Linked DNA regions of Homo sapiens: region 1 is linked to region 2. The links are chromatin loops, found by intact Hi-C in ENCODE. Cell type or tissue: CD14-positive monocyte. All regions are shown on one strand. Each heading gives the region's core, and the rest is flanking DNA. Links, peaks and the distances in the headings are about the cores only.

Evidence for each region. A loop is a pair of places that touch in the nucleus more often than their neighbours do. Peaks named below come from ENCODE experiments on the same cell type or tissue, not always from the same donor. Only the 100,000 strongest peaks of a DNase experiment are listed, where the experiment ranks them.
Region 1: it touches region 2 in a loop (2.2-fold over the local background); 92 of 110 quality-filtered maps call a loop at or near these places.

What each region holds. Positions count from the first base shown.
Region 1 is chr4:173,489,395-173,497,734 of GRCh38, reverse strand. It overlaps a transcript of SCRG1 not described here. Among named protein-coding and RNA genes, the nearest start is that of HAND2, 37 kb to the left of the region's middle. RefSeq lists an enhancer at 7,705-8,279. In CD14-positive monocyte, for the core only: CTCF peaks have their summits at 2,973 and 3,176; DNase peaks (open chromatin) are centred at 164, 3,174 and 6,424; H3K4me3 peaks cover 919 bases; H3K27me3 peaks cover 2,174 bases.
Region 2 is chr4:173,416,955-173,425,294 of GRCh38, reverse strand. It overlaps a transcript of SCRG1 not described here, the pseudogene RPL5P11 and the pseudogene LOC124900814. Among named protein-coding and RNA genes, the nearest start is that of SCRG1, 22 kb to the right of the region's middle. In CD14-positive monocyte, for the core only: CTCF peaks have their summits at 4,615, 4,815 (motif pointing left) and 8,047 (motif pointing right); DNase peaks (open chromatin) are centred at 6,414 and 8,124; H3K4me3 peaks cover 385 bases; H3K27ac peaks cover 2,447 bases.

The sequences.
Region 1 (8,340 bases), core at 67-8,066, 73 kb before region 2:
AGTGCCACTGCACTCCAGCCTCAGTGACAGAGTGAGACTCCGTCTCAAAAAAAAAAAAAAAGAGTAAGTTTTTTTTTTTTTTTTGCTTGCTTGCTTTCAGGGACTGCCTCTTGATGTGAGGAGATGACTCAAGGACTCTCTGCCATGTTGAAAATTAAGTCTAGGGCACTTCCTCCTGCTTGCCTGGCCTTGGTTGACCTTGACTAGCCCAATTAATGCTGTCTGGCTGGAATCCAAAGTATTTCAGAGAAACAGTCATGATATGTTTTCCCGGGATGTGTAGTGAAACAGGTGGTTTCCCTACCTGGAAGTAGTCTTTTCCTTTATCATCTTCAGGCTAGGGGACCTAAACAACTTGGAGGCTAAAAAAACCCACAAGTCGCACCAAGTCTGAGGGACCATAGGTAGGCAGTGAGGCAGTGTGGGAATGGGCCAGCTAGCCTTGGCAGTCACTCCAGAATGTTGTCCTAGAGAGGAATAGAGCAAGGATGGAGCTGACATTCAGCCAACTGGTGGTCAATGTGTAGCTTTCTGCATTTAAGTCTAGGTGACTGTGCTATAGCTTTGCAATATAGTAGGAAAAGTTCTGCCATTCTTCTTTTTTGTTGTTGTTGTTTTTTTGTTTTTTTGAGACAGAGTCTCACTCTGTTGCCCAGGCTGGAGTGCAGTGGTGTGATCTCAGCTCACTGCACGCTCTGCCTCCCAGGTTCACGCCATTCTCCTGCCTCAGCCTCCCAAGTAACTGGGACTACAGGCGCCCACCACCACACCTGGCTAATTTTTTGTATTTTTAGTAGAGACGGGGTTTCACCGTGTTAGCCAGGATGGACTCGATCTCCTGACCTTGTGATCCGCCTGCCTCAGCCTCCCAAAGTGCTGGCATTACAGGTGTGAGCCACCGCACCTGGCTGCCATTCTTCATAAATGTAATCATCAGGGTCCTGTTTTGGACCTCTTATATTAAACCTTCTCCCTGGGCAATACTTAATCAGAATACTTACCTTGTGAGGTTGTTGTGAGGATTAAATAAGATTATCTACTAAAATGCTTTGCACAGTGCCAGATACACAGTAAGTACTTGATGCCTGTTTGCAAATACTATTATTAATCATTATGTGGCTTCAGTTGATACCAGTGTTTTATCTCACTACAATTCAGACCTGTTCTTGGAGCAGTAGATCTGCATATCCAACTCCCTGATAGAGGACATTTCCACATAGATGTATTTAGTTTTTTAAACTCACTATGCTCAAAACAGAATTTATTTCTAGTCTCTGTTGCATACCAATAGTCTCTTCTCTTAGTCTCCATGACTGGTACCACTACCCACCTGGTGCTCAGGCTAATAACCTAGCAACTGTAATGAGCTCCTCCTTAATATCTTTCAAATTCACCCTCTCTTTTTTTTTTCAAAGAACCCCCTACCTTAGCATGACAAATATTGAGTTTTGCCTGCATCATTCCATCATTTCTCCTACTGTTAATGTACCCTCCAGTCTGTCCTCACAGCAGCTGGACCGATCTTTAATGCAAATGACATTGGATCATGTTGTTTCCCTACTTAAAATCTTTCATTCATTCCCCCATAGACTTCAAGAAAACCTCAATAATGCTCTTTATAATCTTTCTCACCACTGTCCCTATATATACATTAAGCCGTGATTCTGAGCTATATTGAATACTCTCGTTTCTTTTGCCTTCATATCTTTGCACATGTTGTCTTTCTGCCTGGGTCACACTTCCCTCCATCTTTATCAGAAGGATTCTTGTCCTTCAAAATTCAGCCTGGGCATCTACTCTTTTGGGAAGTCTTCACTTAAGCCCCAGGCTGATTGTGGAGTATATATCCTTCAGGAAGAGTAATTTCTCTTTTTTCTCCACTAGGTGTGAGTTTCTTGAAGGCAGTGGAATATGTCTTTGATTTTTGTGACCACCAGGCTTTAGTGCCTGGCACACAGTAATTGTCCATGATATGTTTGCTGGATATGAGGATGACACAGAATTGAATACATGGCTTTGGTTCTACAACTTCTCATCAAGATTTTAGGAAAGTTATTGTTCCATGCTTCAGTTTCCTCATCTGTAAAATGGGGATTAGCAATGCCTCCTAAAGTTGTGAGGACTAAATGAAAAGTGAATGCAAAAGTCTTTGTAAACAGAGTAGCAATGTACATGAATCATTCTTATAATAAATGCAAACCCATATTTCCCATGCATGTACACATTTTCATATGCGCACATAGTGTGCACATATTATATGCATCTGTGCATCTGTGTTTGTGTTCTTGACTGAATCCATGGAAAGGCAGTTTCCAAACAACTTTCTCTAGATTTCACCGTTTAAAAGTCATGCCGAAATAGGTAATTACTTTTTGACAACTGGTCCAAGTTCTAGATAAAGCAGTTTGTGGCAGTGCCCTCAAATTAATAGTCATTCTGTGAATTCATTATATCCATATGTGCAAATACAAACTCAGTGCAAATGTATAAGGCACTGAATGGATAATGATAACTTGATTACCATTTTCACTATGACTAATACGACGATATCGTATAATAATAAAACAATAATACAGTAGAAATGGTAATGTCTAAGGCACTCTCCTGCCAGTTTTTCCTTTGATTTTCCAATCACTTGGGGCAGTTACCGAAGGCCCTGTTTTCCCTATTTTTCATGTGAATAAACGGGGGCTCCGGGGCTTTATTCATTTAACCTGACTCCTTTCCAACGCTGCCACAGACAGATCAGAATCCTAGGATGGCCTTTCTCCTGTCTTCTTTTTCTTTCCTCTCAGCCGGTATAAGAAGTTTACGCAGAATAGGTGGTTGATAGAAACGAGCCAGAACCAATCAATGCGTAAATTGATCGGTGCTTGTTTATAATACTTTAAGTGCCGCAGTTATTTCTGCAATTCACGGTTGCCTTAAATGTGGAATCCACTAGTCTAACACCAGTACCAAGAGACGTTTCTGGATTTCTTGATTCCCAGAAGGGTAATTGCGTCTCTTCGCAGTGCGCGGTGGCCAGCAGCCTGGCTGCCCTGGGCTCTGAAACGAAGAGCTCCCGGGTCCTTCTTCTCGCCCTCCTGGTGCCCAAGGAGGAAAGGAGGGCGCGGGCTCCTCTTCAGCCTCATCTACCTCCTGCCTCTTGTTCTTCTTTAGAAAGCCAGGTGGCGCTAACCCTCAACCCCTGCTAGAGCTGGAGGATTTCCTTGCTTGCTCCGAGTGGAGCGTAAAGGTGAAGAGCGCACCCCGTGTTGGCACATTGTCTCTGCTTCCTCCGCTCTTTGGAAACATAGATTTGCTTTTTTCTTCTTCCGCACCTGTCGCAGGATGACGGCAACCCTAAAGGAAAACGGAATGTCCTGTGTGCCACATGGAGCTTGGGGAAAGGAAATGATTAAAGCCGTGAAGTTTCCTGGTTCTTCGCGGTGTTTACAGTGGGTTTTGATTCGGGGGAAGAAGAGCCAAAAGAGGTTAAGGTGCCAATCTACCGCATCTTGAATCTGACTGTTGCAGACGAACTGTGGGGCCGGTGGGCACTCGCGCCTGGGTGTGCACGTACCTGTGGGTGCAGGGTCATGTCTCCCTGTGTCGTGTGGGTGGCCTGTTCCTAAGTAACCAAGTATATGCGTACTTATAAAGAAGAAGAAATCTCTCCAGTTGTAAAAGGGCGGCTTTGAGGTTCTCACAGCTGAGGGTAGGAATCTATTCTAGAAGGCACGCATTTCAGTTTTCAAATTTTGTTATTTAAATATTTCCTGTCTTTGAACTACTATTATTTAACAGGGACAGGGGAGAACCTCATTTTACTATTATATTGATTAACTGGATTTAAACCAAAATCATCAAACAAAAACGCTGTTGAAACTTGGAAAAGACTTGGTAATAAAAATGTGGCCATCCACATGTGCTGCTGCTGCAAATACCACCAAATCTGAAATTAAGATGAATTCAATAAAAGTATTTTTTATTCACTAGACTACTAAGAGAATAGAGGGCAATTTTAAGATTTTTACTGAAATGAAAGGAGCACAGACACACAAACACATAGAGCACTCGGCAACATTAATAGTGATGACGGTGTGCCACTAATGCTGCTTTTTTTTTTTTTTTTTCTGACTGAGTCTTGCTCTGTCACCAGACTGGAGAACAGTGGCGCGATCTTGGCTCACTGAAACCTCTGCCTCCCAGGCTCAAGCGATTCTCCTGCCTCAGCCTCCCAAGTAGCTGGGACTACAAGCACGCGCCACCACACCCAGGGTGTGTACTGGGAAGATGACTGGCAGGCAAGATGAAAGTGCTCCTAAATTCTTTAATTTCTCAATGCCCTAATGTTCAAGGAAGCATGATTGGGAGTCCTCAGGAAACTTACAATCAAGGCAGAAGGGGAAGCAAGCACGTCTTACCATGGTAGAACAGGAGAGGGAGAGAGCAAGAGGGGGGAAGTGCCACACACCTTCAAACAACCAGATCTCAGCCAGATGGTGAGAACTCACTATCACAAGAACAACAAGGGGGAAGTCTGCCCCCTGATTCAATTACCTCCTACCAAGCCCCTCCCCTGACATGTGGGGATTACAATTTGAGATAGATTTGGGTGGGGACACAGAGCCAAACCGTAATAACAGTGACTCAAACAACAACACGGCTCTCGGTTACTTCTGAGACTTCCCATCTTGAGTGAGATTCCCAGGGAGAGGCACTGGGGAGAGCATGTGTACTGGGGCACCCTGTTCTTAGTCCACTAAGGCCTGTGACTCAGTGTCAATCCCTGTAGAAGAGTGTGTTTGTTCTTGTCCATAGCACATGGCATTGGTAGGTTTCCCCACCGCCCTGTATTGCAGGCCTAGAAGTGTAAAAACTGTAATTCCCAGTCACTTTGCTGTAAGAGATCAGGATGCAGTTTAGGTTCTGATCATGAAGTGCGGTCACGTAGGATTTGAAAGGCAGTACAAAGGAAGCTGCTCTCCCTCTTCAGCTGTGTAGGTGTACGAGAGGGCTCTGGGAGACATAAGTATGGGCAGTGGCCAGTTAGGCCACTAACTAGACTCCATGGCCCACTGTCTAGTCTCCAGCCTCGTGGGTGTAGGGGGCTCTGATGGTTGCCGCTGACTCTACTCCTCCAGCCTTTCCACTTCATACCTCCTACTAAATCCCTCTGATCTTGGCAGATCTAGAGAGTTTTCTGTTTCCTGTATTGAACCGTGACTGACACAGGAAACAAGCCTGCTTGGGTGCCTCATGCCTGAGGTCTGGATTAGTGTGGGCATGGAGTAGTGTAGACTCTGCAGGTGTTTAGATGGCTGTCCTCAGCTGTGGGTAGTTTTGGGGTGGGGGAATGAGTCCAATCCAGGAGAGGTCGTCAACAATCCCCAACCAGGAGGCTGAAGGGACAAACATTCTGGATGGCTCTCATGCTGCCTCTTTCACCATGAGGCCTCACTGCTTCTTTTTCTGACTTTCAAACCAAAGGAGGAAAAACAGCAACTTTTTAGAGTGTTTAGGCAAAAATTTTTGCTAAGGCTCAATGACTGACTATTCTGCCTGTTTTGATACTTGATTTTATATTGTCCTCTTTTTTTTATTTAAAATAAAAATGTTTGAGACAGGATCTCACTCTGTCACCCAGGCTGGAGGGCAGTCACACAACCACAGCTCACTGCAGCCTCAACCTCACAGGCTCAAGCGATCCTCCTGCCTCAGCCTCCTAGTAGCTGGGACTACAGGCACATGCAGCCACATCCAGCTAATTAAAAAAAAAAATTGTAGAGATGGAGTCTCACTATGTTGCCCAGGCTTGTCTCAAACTCCTGGGCTCAAGTGATCCTCCCACCTCAGCCTTTCAAAGTGCTGGGATTACAGGTATGAGCCACCGCACCCAGCCTTGTTCTAGTTTACGCTCTTATATCTGGACATTCACTCCCCAGTAGGCACTAAACTACTTAAGGTAAGATGGTGAGTTTTCACTTTTCAGCCTGAGGGTTGAATGACAAGTTACTGGGGAAAGTCAGCTTTGTTCAGTGCAAGCGGAGAGCTGGGTGGGCATTGCACATCTCCTCTGCAACATTACAGTCATTTCCTCTGCCCACCTTGCTGTCTAAACCCCACCTTAGAACCCTGTACTTGCAGATATTACTCAGGAGCTGATTCCTTGACTCTTCAATTGTTCCTGAGCAGAGATAAGACTGAATATATGCCACTTAAGTAATTTTTGTCCAGAGGGAATTGTTTGGTAACTGTTAACATTGCTCACAAATACATGGTACCGATCTCTGCAGGAGGAGTACACATTCCCACTCTGTGGCAGGTGGTTGTGACCATATGACTGGCACTCAGCAGTGAAATGTGAGTGGAAACAACTGCCCTTGGTTTTTAGTCCCTCTACCACCATGTCAGCAACGATACAGAGAAGTGACTCATCAGCCCAGATCCCGGAGCAAAGATCATGTGCATGCAGTGGGGCACAGGAAACCAGGATGGACTTGTTGCTAAAACTGTTAAAAAAAAAAAAAAAGAGAGAGAGAGAGAGAGAATTCTGTATTAGTTCACTTATTTCTGTGAAATAGTTAGGATTTAAGAGGCCTAATAAAGTGTGCCTCTCATCCCAGCCAGAGTTTGGTGACAGGGATCAGATTGACAGATTAAAAATGTCAGCTGTATTACTGATAAGAGCTAGATTGAGAGAGTTGCTGCAATGCCTGTGAATACTCCATCAGCTGTTAGCCACCCAGTCCCTGGCATAATGGGACACTACAGGCCTCCTCCTGCAGGGCAGGTCCCACATCCCAGGGCAGGGAGAGGACGGGACACTTGGTTCAGAAGGAGCCACAGGAGGGACCAGACTGGGCAGACTCCTTTCCTGTGGAGTTAACTCCACAGCAAGACCTGCCCCTGAAAACTTTAGTCCAGGGCAATAGAGGCTTCCAGAGGGAATTAGTTACAGTAGAACTGTATTACTCTTTGTATCTTGGAGAACATGACAGAAATAGAAATATTAGGAGAGGTTATAAACATGTTAATTTTTGTTTCATTTTTATTCTTGCATATTTTAAAGCCTAGGGGGAAACAGTCAAGTGACAGATCAAGGCATTGAAATAAAAGTTTAAGCAATGGTAATCCTAACCATTAGCACTTTCCTGCAATCGGGCAGCAACTCCACGTGAAATGGGAACTTGTGGCCTGAACATTAATATGACCAACTTTCTGCCAAAATGTCCATGACCCGCAGGGCCTGGCTAGTTGTTGTTAATTGGTGGCCTGTGGCTTCCAGTGCTGAGCTGCCTTCTGGTTCCTGGGCCTCTGAGGGAAATGGGGTTGTTTTGAAATCCAGTGTTCTTAATGAAGCAATTCCTGAACCAAAAATGTGTGAGAAATTAACCTAAAAGTGAAAAAGAAACTGGTCTATTGAAAAGTCAGTGACCCTTCCAGGGTTGCTTTTAAAAGAATAGGTTTTGTTTTACTTGACACTTTGGGAAGTGATTTAATAAGCCATAATGTCAAAGAAAATTATCCAGTGTGTTTCATGTCCTGCAGCCTGGAATATCTAAACTAAATCCTTGCAAATGAGCATCATTATTAGTGAAATTTTGTTGCAAAATTTGGCGTGGACAATTTAGAATCGTCAGACTTCTAGGCACTGTCATGGAATTGGCAAGATTCAAGGGATTTTTCTGATTTAATGACATTTTCTTTATTGTCCCCATAATCACCTGCTTTATGAACTGTGGCTAGAACTGATGTTGCAGCTGGTAATTTTCTTAGAACCCAAATGCATTTATATTTTTCCGTCTTTTTATTTCCATCATTTCTGGGAATTGTTAGTAGATGGAATAAAAAGAGAATACATTATAAACAATTCAAAACACCAAAAACAAAATTCCTTGGACCTTTTACAGATACCACACATGCAAATAAATGTGGTTTTGCATTCCAATGGCATTCAAGTGGGGATTACATTTTCCTCATTAACCTCTTTCTTAAGCAAACAGCATGGTTTTTCAAGTATGTTTTATCTAAATCTAGTTTGACATTTAAAATTAATTCACACTGACTCAGTTCAAGTGAAGAGGTAGAATGTCTTCTTCTTTTGATCCCAGCAATTGTGCAATCCTGGTTGAATTGTACCAAAGTAGGAATGCCTACTATTTTAGGATGAAATCAGAAGATTGATTGTATTGCTTGTAAAACCAAAACAAATGAACAAACAAACAAAAAAAAAAAATTAGAAACGCAGCATATGTTTTTTCCTGAACTACTGAGGAAAGAAGTGGAAAAATGGACTCATGAAGTATACTTCAGATGTGAACATGATTGCTCTCCTTATGACAAATCATTTAT
Region 2 (8,340 bases), core at 227-8,226:
TTTTGGAAAATGAAAAGAATGTCCTAAACCCAAATTAAAAAGGCAAAACGGTGGTCATGAAATTGACAACTTACTGGTAACTCTGCCTTTTTTGCCCTGTGAAAATGCACTTTTACTTATGGATTACTCAGCCTTAAGTTTTTCCAATGATGTTACAGAACCATGAAAGTATTTCCACACCAGCATATTCCTGTCAGCTAAGAAGTCATAAAGTGTATATGTAATCTTCTTCCCAATGATTGGCATAGGAACTTGGAAAGTTGGCAGAAATAAATGATGACTGACAATTTCTACATAGCATCTTATTGTGCTTGGGTTTACAAAGTCATTCAACATTATATGGGCTTCACACATTTATTTTGTTTTGTTTTATTTTATTTTATTTTATTTTATTTTAAGATGGAGTCTCACTCTGTCACCCAAGCTGGTGCGATCTCGGCTTGCCACAACCTCTGTCTCCCAGGTTCAAGTAATTATCCTGTCTCAGCCTCCCGAGTAGCTGGGATTACAGGCCCATGCCACTATGCCCAGCTAATTCTTGTATTTTTAGTAGAGACAGAGTTTCACCATGTTGGCCAGGCTGATCTCTAACTCCTGACCTCAGGAGATCCACCAACCTTGGCCTCCCAAAGTTCTGGGATACAAGCGTGAGCCACCGCGCCCAGCCTAGCTTCATACATTTCTTAAGCACAGTATAGTAGAAAATGGCCTTGCATATAGTATGGTCCAGAAGGTAGTCCTGCATCAGTTGCTCTTTAGAGCAATGATCTGTGCCAGTCAAATGCATCCTGGCCTCATGTATCCAAGGTTTATATCATCTGCTTTTAATAAGGCTACTGTGGGTTAGAAGAAACAGCTAATAATATTTTTTATTTCTAAGTGACATGTTGACACACAATGGTATTAATTATTTGTAACAGGCTGAATTGTTGCCTTGTAAATTTTTATATCATAGTTTTGCCATTTTGAGAATAAATACAATTTCTATTTTTTTAAGAAATTAGAGTAAACCAAATAGCTAAATGCTAATAGTATGAAGCACCACAGAGCATGGCTAAATAAGCCATTTATGTTGTCCTTATGTATCTGAAGTTTTTGTGGTCTGCTCAAGTTTTTCCCTAAAAACTTCCCTCAATATGAGCTGTATATTAAGGTTCTGATATGGTTTGACTGTCCCCTCCAAAATCATGTTGAAATTTAATTGCCATTATAAGAGTATTGACAAGTGGGACCTTTAAGAGACAATTAGGTCCTGAAGGCTCTGCCTTCATGAATAAATTTATGCTGTTGTTGGGGGAGTGGGTTAGTTATAATGGGAGTGTGCTCCTGATGAAAGGGTAAGTTATTTTCTATTCTTTCTCTTTCTCTTGCATTTGTCACTTGCCTTTCTGCTTTCTGCCATGGGATGACACAACAAGGAGGCCCTCATCAATGGCTGAGCAGACACTAGTACTATGCCTTTGGACTTCCCTGACTCCAGAACCATAAGCCAAATAAACATCTTTTCTTTATAAACTACCCAGTCTGTAATACTCTGTTGTAGCACCAGAAAATGGACTAAGACAGGTTCCATCAGAGGTATTACAGTCACAACAAAATGCTATAAGGAAAAAATAAAAAAAAAATTAAAAAAAAAGAGATAAAAGACCAAAAAAAGAGAATTATAGTATATGAAAGTATTGTATTCACAATAAGGATACAAATAAAAGGTTTTTTTATTATTAATAGTTTAAAATAAATTTCAAATTTAGAATAATTTCTCCAGATTACCTTCATTTTAACTTTTTTAGCAAACGCTGTCTTTATCAACCATGCAAGTGAATGTGCTAAACTGATTAGGGAAGACTGGATAAAGTACTGAAATGGTAAAGCAATTTTTCTTGGTAACACTGTTTCATTTCAATAAAAATATCTATAGGTCCAACTAAGTTTTTTGGCCTCTAGAAAAACAATAATGACTTGAAGAGTTAGTCCATGTATGAACTTAGATTTGTGTATCTTAGATGAATCCTTATCTTTGCATTAAAAACATCTTCAAAAGACATTTACTAAGCAACACTATTGGTGATAAATCAACTCTATAAGCATTAAGTGTGTTATTAAAAATATTTGAAACTAACAAAGTCACTTTTTTAAGAAAATGTACACTTAGTATATTAATAGTTAAGATTTTTTTCTTAACCAATTTAATGTCATGAGGTTCATAGCAGTTTCTTCCCAATTATTTTATGGAGAAAACCAGGTGAATCGTGAATCACCGAAGTCTCCTTGAGGTTAGCTGAAACCAACACCCATCCAAAGAGAAAACATAATCCTTGGAGACTGCTTTTTATAAAACAGTAAATTCCAAGACTCTACAGAGAAAATGTGAATTTAGATCATCTCTGATAGACAATTTTTTCCTTTTGTTTCCAGCTTTATTGAAAAGGTAATTTTTAATTGTCCAGCGTTATAATTATAGCAATTAAAATATAAAATGAAAAGCCAAGATACTGATAATGATTGGTATCATATATGGTCATAGTCATGATAAAACTTTTTCAATTCAAGTTGCTAGATTAGACAAAATGTTAATCTCCTGTCCCTTTTCAAATGGTTTTTAACATCAGATAGAATCATAATACTAAATTCCACTATACAAAGGTCTCTTGTTTAACAATTTAGAATCACTGTTTTTCTTCATTATCCTTCCTTTTGACTTTTTCACATCTAAAGATGTGTCCGCTAGTAATGATCAATGGAAATAGGTGAAATTCAAATGAACACTTATTACAATTCTGGCAAAAGTAAGGATGGGAAGGGATGTGAAGTGAGTGGCTACAATTAGTAACAAATACATGACCCTGAATATAGAAGTCACTCTATAAATCCTTAATTAAATAATTAGGGACCTAATTAATTTTTGCCTTCTGGCCATTATCACATCTAATCAAAAGTTGATTATAACTATAACACCATGTGAAGCTACTCATGATCATAAGTTATATTTTTAAAAACAATGGGAAAATTAATAACCACTTAAAATGCACACAACTTTATTATTCCAGTCTCACAAAACCTTTGGAAACCACAGCTGTTGATAATGTTTTTGATTTGCCAGATCCTGTAACAGTCCACTTACTTTGCCTTGAACATGGCATTTGTACCACATTAAAGTTTGGCAAGCTTAATCTTTGCTAACCACTGGCAAATGTGAACATGCTATAAAATATAAAAATATGTTTCAGCCAAAGCCATTATCAGGTACATATTTGCTTGGATTTGACTAAGAAACCTCTAATTTGTTCATGCACACTTGGCATCTTTACATTCTGTGTGATGATCATGCTTGCAATTTATATATTATGTGTCTGACAGCCAACTAAAGCTCTAAGTGCTATCGAGGAAGAAAACAAAAAGGAGAGGAAGAAAGAAATCCTATTTTACTTCTGTTAGTGTGAGAATGAACTTCCATAATCTTTTAGAGGAAAGTCTTCCAACAGTGATCTTCCCCATCCTCCCACCCTACCTGCCCCATACTAAAGATATTTTTGAAAAGCTGGCATATTCTCTTTCTACATCATCCCGTAAGAGAATCTACCCCTGCATTTATCCTTTCAAATATGGCATCTTACATTTATCTCATGACATGTTGTGAAGTAGAAAAGGTAGGAATTATGTAATGATTTATCATATATAATCAAAGGGAATGGCTAATTTTCAGAGCAGGACCAGAATTAACATCCCCTCGTCCTAGCTCTCCATCCAGGCCCACCTTTCAGTGTCTTGTGACAGGGACCACATTCTATTTACTTTTCAGACCCAGGAGATGGATGCCTGTAATGAATATAAAACACTGAACATAAACATAAAAAAATGCAACAAATCAACCCCCCCCCAACAAACTAAACCAAAACAGAGAAACAGATGCTTTTTCCTAAGAGTCATTTACTGTTCACTGACTCATTCGACAATTTATTGAGCTTCTACTAAGTTCTAGATGCTATCTTTGACATTGTTCACTTCAAGGAGTGAGATAACATGGAAGAGTAGCTATCACAGTGCCTGATGTGTGGGGGGCAATCAATAAAGTACATTTTCTTCCTTCTCAAATGTTTATCCTTGAACTAATCAATCTATCAAAATCCATATGCAATCAAAAGAAAAGTATTCACTTCTGATCCAAAGTCATCATTCCTTTATACCTCCATATCTGTGGTTACATACCGTGATATTTAGGCACGAGCTATCAAGCCAGAGAGAATAAACCACACTCAGGCAGAATCATGGCTTATGATTTGTGGTCTGCTGTTTTTTGTGGTAAAAGGGAAGAGGAAAAAGCCAGTCAAGTGTCCTGGTATTAACAGGCTTTATCAGTATATACTCCTCCCCTGCCCCACCTCACACACTCACACAGACTTTGGGGAGGAGGTATTATTAATCTAAACAAATAGCTTGCAATTGACAATAAGCATTCTACTATCTTCTCTGGTTATTTAAATTTAACTTTCATTTACAAGCAATTTATAGAGACAGACATAGCCTTGAAGCCAACACTTTCTGCCCTAACTTGCATCCTGTTTTCTATTTGCTTTTCTTTTTTTTTTTTTCAGCTTGGCTCCCAAGACTAGGTCATATATGAAGGGGAAGCCAATCTGAGGCATCATTAATGTGCAGTTTTCATGATCGACGCTAATCACTACCGCCAAATTGTTTGTGCGGTAATCCACACTGATCACCAAGACATCTAGAATGAATAGATCCTTGTATAAACAGACACAATAGTTGTAGCTCCAAGATAATTAAAGAACTCATCTATGACCTCTACTGGTCATGTTACCAAAATACAACAGCTACCATTCTTTCAGAAGTGTTTTCATTTATTAAAAATATATTTCTCAGCACCTACTATGTGCCAAGCATTGTTTAAAAGATTGCAGTAAACAAAACACACAAGACCCTTTCCCTCTTAAATTCAGCAAGGGAGACATTCAAACTATAAACATTATAAGTAAGTTCATTGTAGAGTATTTTAGAAGGCAATAGGTGTTTTCAAAAAGAGAAAAAAGTAGATCAAGGTAAAGGGAATCAAAAGTACAGAAAAGGGCCCTTTTCCCCCACTAGGGCCGGGCCTGAAGGTCTCTGTTGAGCCACGGATGTGGGTCTCTGTTCTGCAGGATGGGGTTTGTTAAAATTGTTAAGAATAAGGCCTACTTTAAGAGTTACCAAGTGAAATTTAGAAGATGATGAAAGGGTAAAACTGATTACTATGCTCAGAAATGCTTGGTGATACAGTATAAAAATAAATACAACACACCCAAATACAGGATGATAGAGATATCATTTGTCAGGTTGCTTATGCCCGTATAGAGGGGGCTATGATAGTCTGCACAAAATATGGTGTGAAGGCCGGCCTGACAAATTATGCTGCAGCGTATTGTACTGGCCTGCTGCTGGCCCGCAGGCTTCTCAATAGGTTAGGCATGGACAAGATCTATGAAGGCCAAGTGGAGGTGACTGGCAATGAATACAATGTGGAAAGCATTGATGGTCAGCCAGGTGCCTTTACCTGCTATTTGGTCGCAGACCTTGCCAGAACTACCACTGGCAATAAAGTGTTTGGTGCCCCGAAGGGAGCTGTGGATGGAGGTTTGTCTAACCCTCACAGTAGCAAACGATTCCTTGGTTTGTCTATCCCTCACAGTACCAAATGAATCCTTGGTTATGATTCTGAAAACAAGGAATTTAATGCAGAAGTACACCGGAAGCACATCATGGGCCAGAAGTTTGCAGATGACCTGCGCTACTTAATAGAAGAAGATGAAAATGCTTCCAAAAAACAGTTCTCTCAATACACAAAGAACAGCGTAACTCCAGACTTGATGGAGGAGATGTATAAGAAAGCTCATGCTGCTGTACGAGAGAATCCAGTCTATGAAAAGAAGCCCAAGAAAGAAATTAAAAAGAAGAGGTAGAACTGTCCCAAAATATCCCTTGCTCAGAAGAAAGATTGGGTAGCTCAAGAGAAGGCAAGCTCCCTCAGAGCTCAGGAGCGGGCTGCCGAGAGCTAAACCAAACAATTTTCTATGAGGATTTTTCAGATAAAGACAATAAACTTATGAACAGAAAAAAAAGATGGAAGAGGTAGAGCTGGAGAAGTACACTGCAGAATTAAATTAGGTGCTCAGGATAAGTGTCAGTGATAGAGTGGAATTCAGCAAAGCCTTGAAGGAGGTGAGAGCCTCAGCCACTACTAACACTAGTAGGTTCTCAAATTAGTTAAATTAGACATTGTATTAGTATGTTCTCAAATCGCTACAAGGAACTACCTAGGACTGGGAAATTTATTAAGAAAAGAGGTTTGATTGAGTCACAGTTCTGCAGGCTATACAGGAAGCATGACTGGGAGGCTTCAGGAAACTTACAACCATGGCAGAAGGTGAAGGGGAAGCAGGCATGTCTTATATGGCCAGAGAAGAAGAAAGAGAGTGAAGGGGGAAGTGTTACACACTTTTAAACAAACAGATCTCATGAGAACTCACTATCATGAGAACAGCAAAGGGGAAGTCCGCCCCACCGGTGATCCAATCACTTCCCACCTGGCCCCTCCTGCAACACTGAGAATTACAATTTGACATGAGATTTGGGTGGGTATACAGACCCAAACCATATTAGACATCATCCTGGAAGTAGTGTCCATTTTCACAGAGAGTTTCTAAAATGGTTTTGGAGTCAACCAGACTCGTGTTCAAACTCCGTACTGGTCAGCTTTTGGTGCAGCAACAAACAACACCAAATTCTCAATGGTTTTAAAAACTATTTATTTCTTGCTTATGTTTCATGAGGGCTGCAGGTTGACTGTGGGTCAGCTGTGACTCTGATGGGCTCAGCTGTGCTGGATTTGGCTCAGCCACAATTATCATCTCCTTCCAGGAGCCAGGACTGAAGGAAGAGCAACTCTCTAAGGTGTGCTGTTCTCACGGGGGAGGTCAAGGCTGAAGCAGGTCTCACCAAACCACACCACTGAAAGCTTCTGCTCTGGCAGCAAATATCAAGTTCACACACATTTTATTAACCAAAAGAAAGTGGCCAAGTCCAAGGTCAATGCAGGGAGGGCAATGTATTCTGCCTGCACAGAAGTATGGAAAAGGCAAGGAAGGAATGAGTAATTGTGAACAAATAATACAATATGACCTTACTGAGCTCCTCATTATCTTTTATTTTTTGGGATCTATGCCAATTGCCACCACCAAATTATTCATCCAGCCAAGCTGAGCCCATCAGAGTTATAGCTGACCCACAGTCAACCTGCATTTATCATGAAACATGAGCAAGAAGTAAATATTTGTTTTTTAAGCCACCACCAAATTATTCATGTGGCAATCCACACTGACCACTGAGACAACTGGAATGAACAGGTCCTTATAGAAACACAGACATAAAATTACTTGCAGGTCCAAGGTGTGTTGCAGGTCTCTGAATTTTACTTTGTTCATCTGCGGAACAAGAATAAGATCACCCTACTGCAGTGGCTCACACCTGTAGTGCCAGCTACTTGTGGGGCTGAGGTGGTGGGAGGATCGCTTGAGCCCAGGAGTTCAAGGCTGCAGTGAGCTCTGATCACACCACAGCACTCCAGCCTGGATGACAGAGCAAGACCTCCTCTCTGAAAAAAAAGAAGGAATGAAGGAAGGGAGGAAGGAAGGAAGGAAGGAGGGAGGGAGGGAGGGAGACTAGTTATGAAGAAGAAATGAGATCATGAGGTCATGTCTGTAAATGCATTTAGCACAATAACTGGCTTATAATAAAGGATCAGTAAATGCTAGTATTCTTTTTTTGTCTTTTTCCAAAGGTGGCATCCCTCTAGCCCAATTCCTTTGGAGGCTTAGGGGGCAACTGGGGCATGCTGGAAAATTGAGGAGTCTAGAATTCAAGAACTATGGATTCAATTCTGTTTCTAAATCTGCATACATTCCTAATCTATAAAATGAGGCATCTGTCTAAATGATCTCTAAGGTTCCTTCCAGTGCTAAAGATCCTCAATTTGGGGTAAAACATGCCTGTAGATGCTTGTTTTTTCTCCAGAGGTGCTGTTTAGTTTTAACACCAGGTGGCGCTAAATAACAACTAAATGTAAAAAGACAAAGGCTCTGTGTGTGTGTGTCTGTCTGTCTGTGTGTGTCTCTCTGTCTGTGTGTGTCTGTGTGTGTGTGTGTTGTGTGTGATGATGTGATTGTGTTTGTGTTGTGTGTGAAGATGTGATTGTGTGTGGGGTGTGTGTGAAGATGTGATTGTGTGTGGGGTGTGTGTGAAGATGTGATTGTGTGTGGGGTGTGTGTGTGGTGTGTGTGATGATGTGAC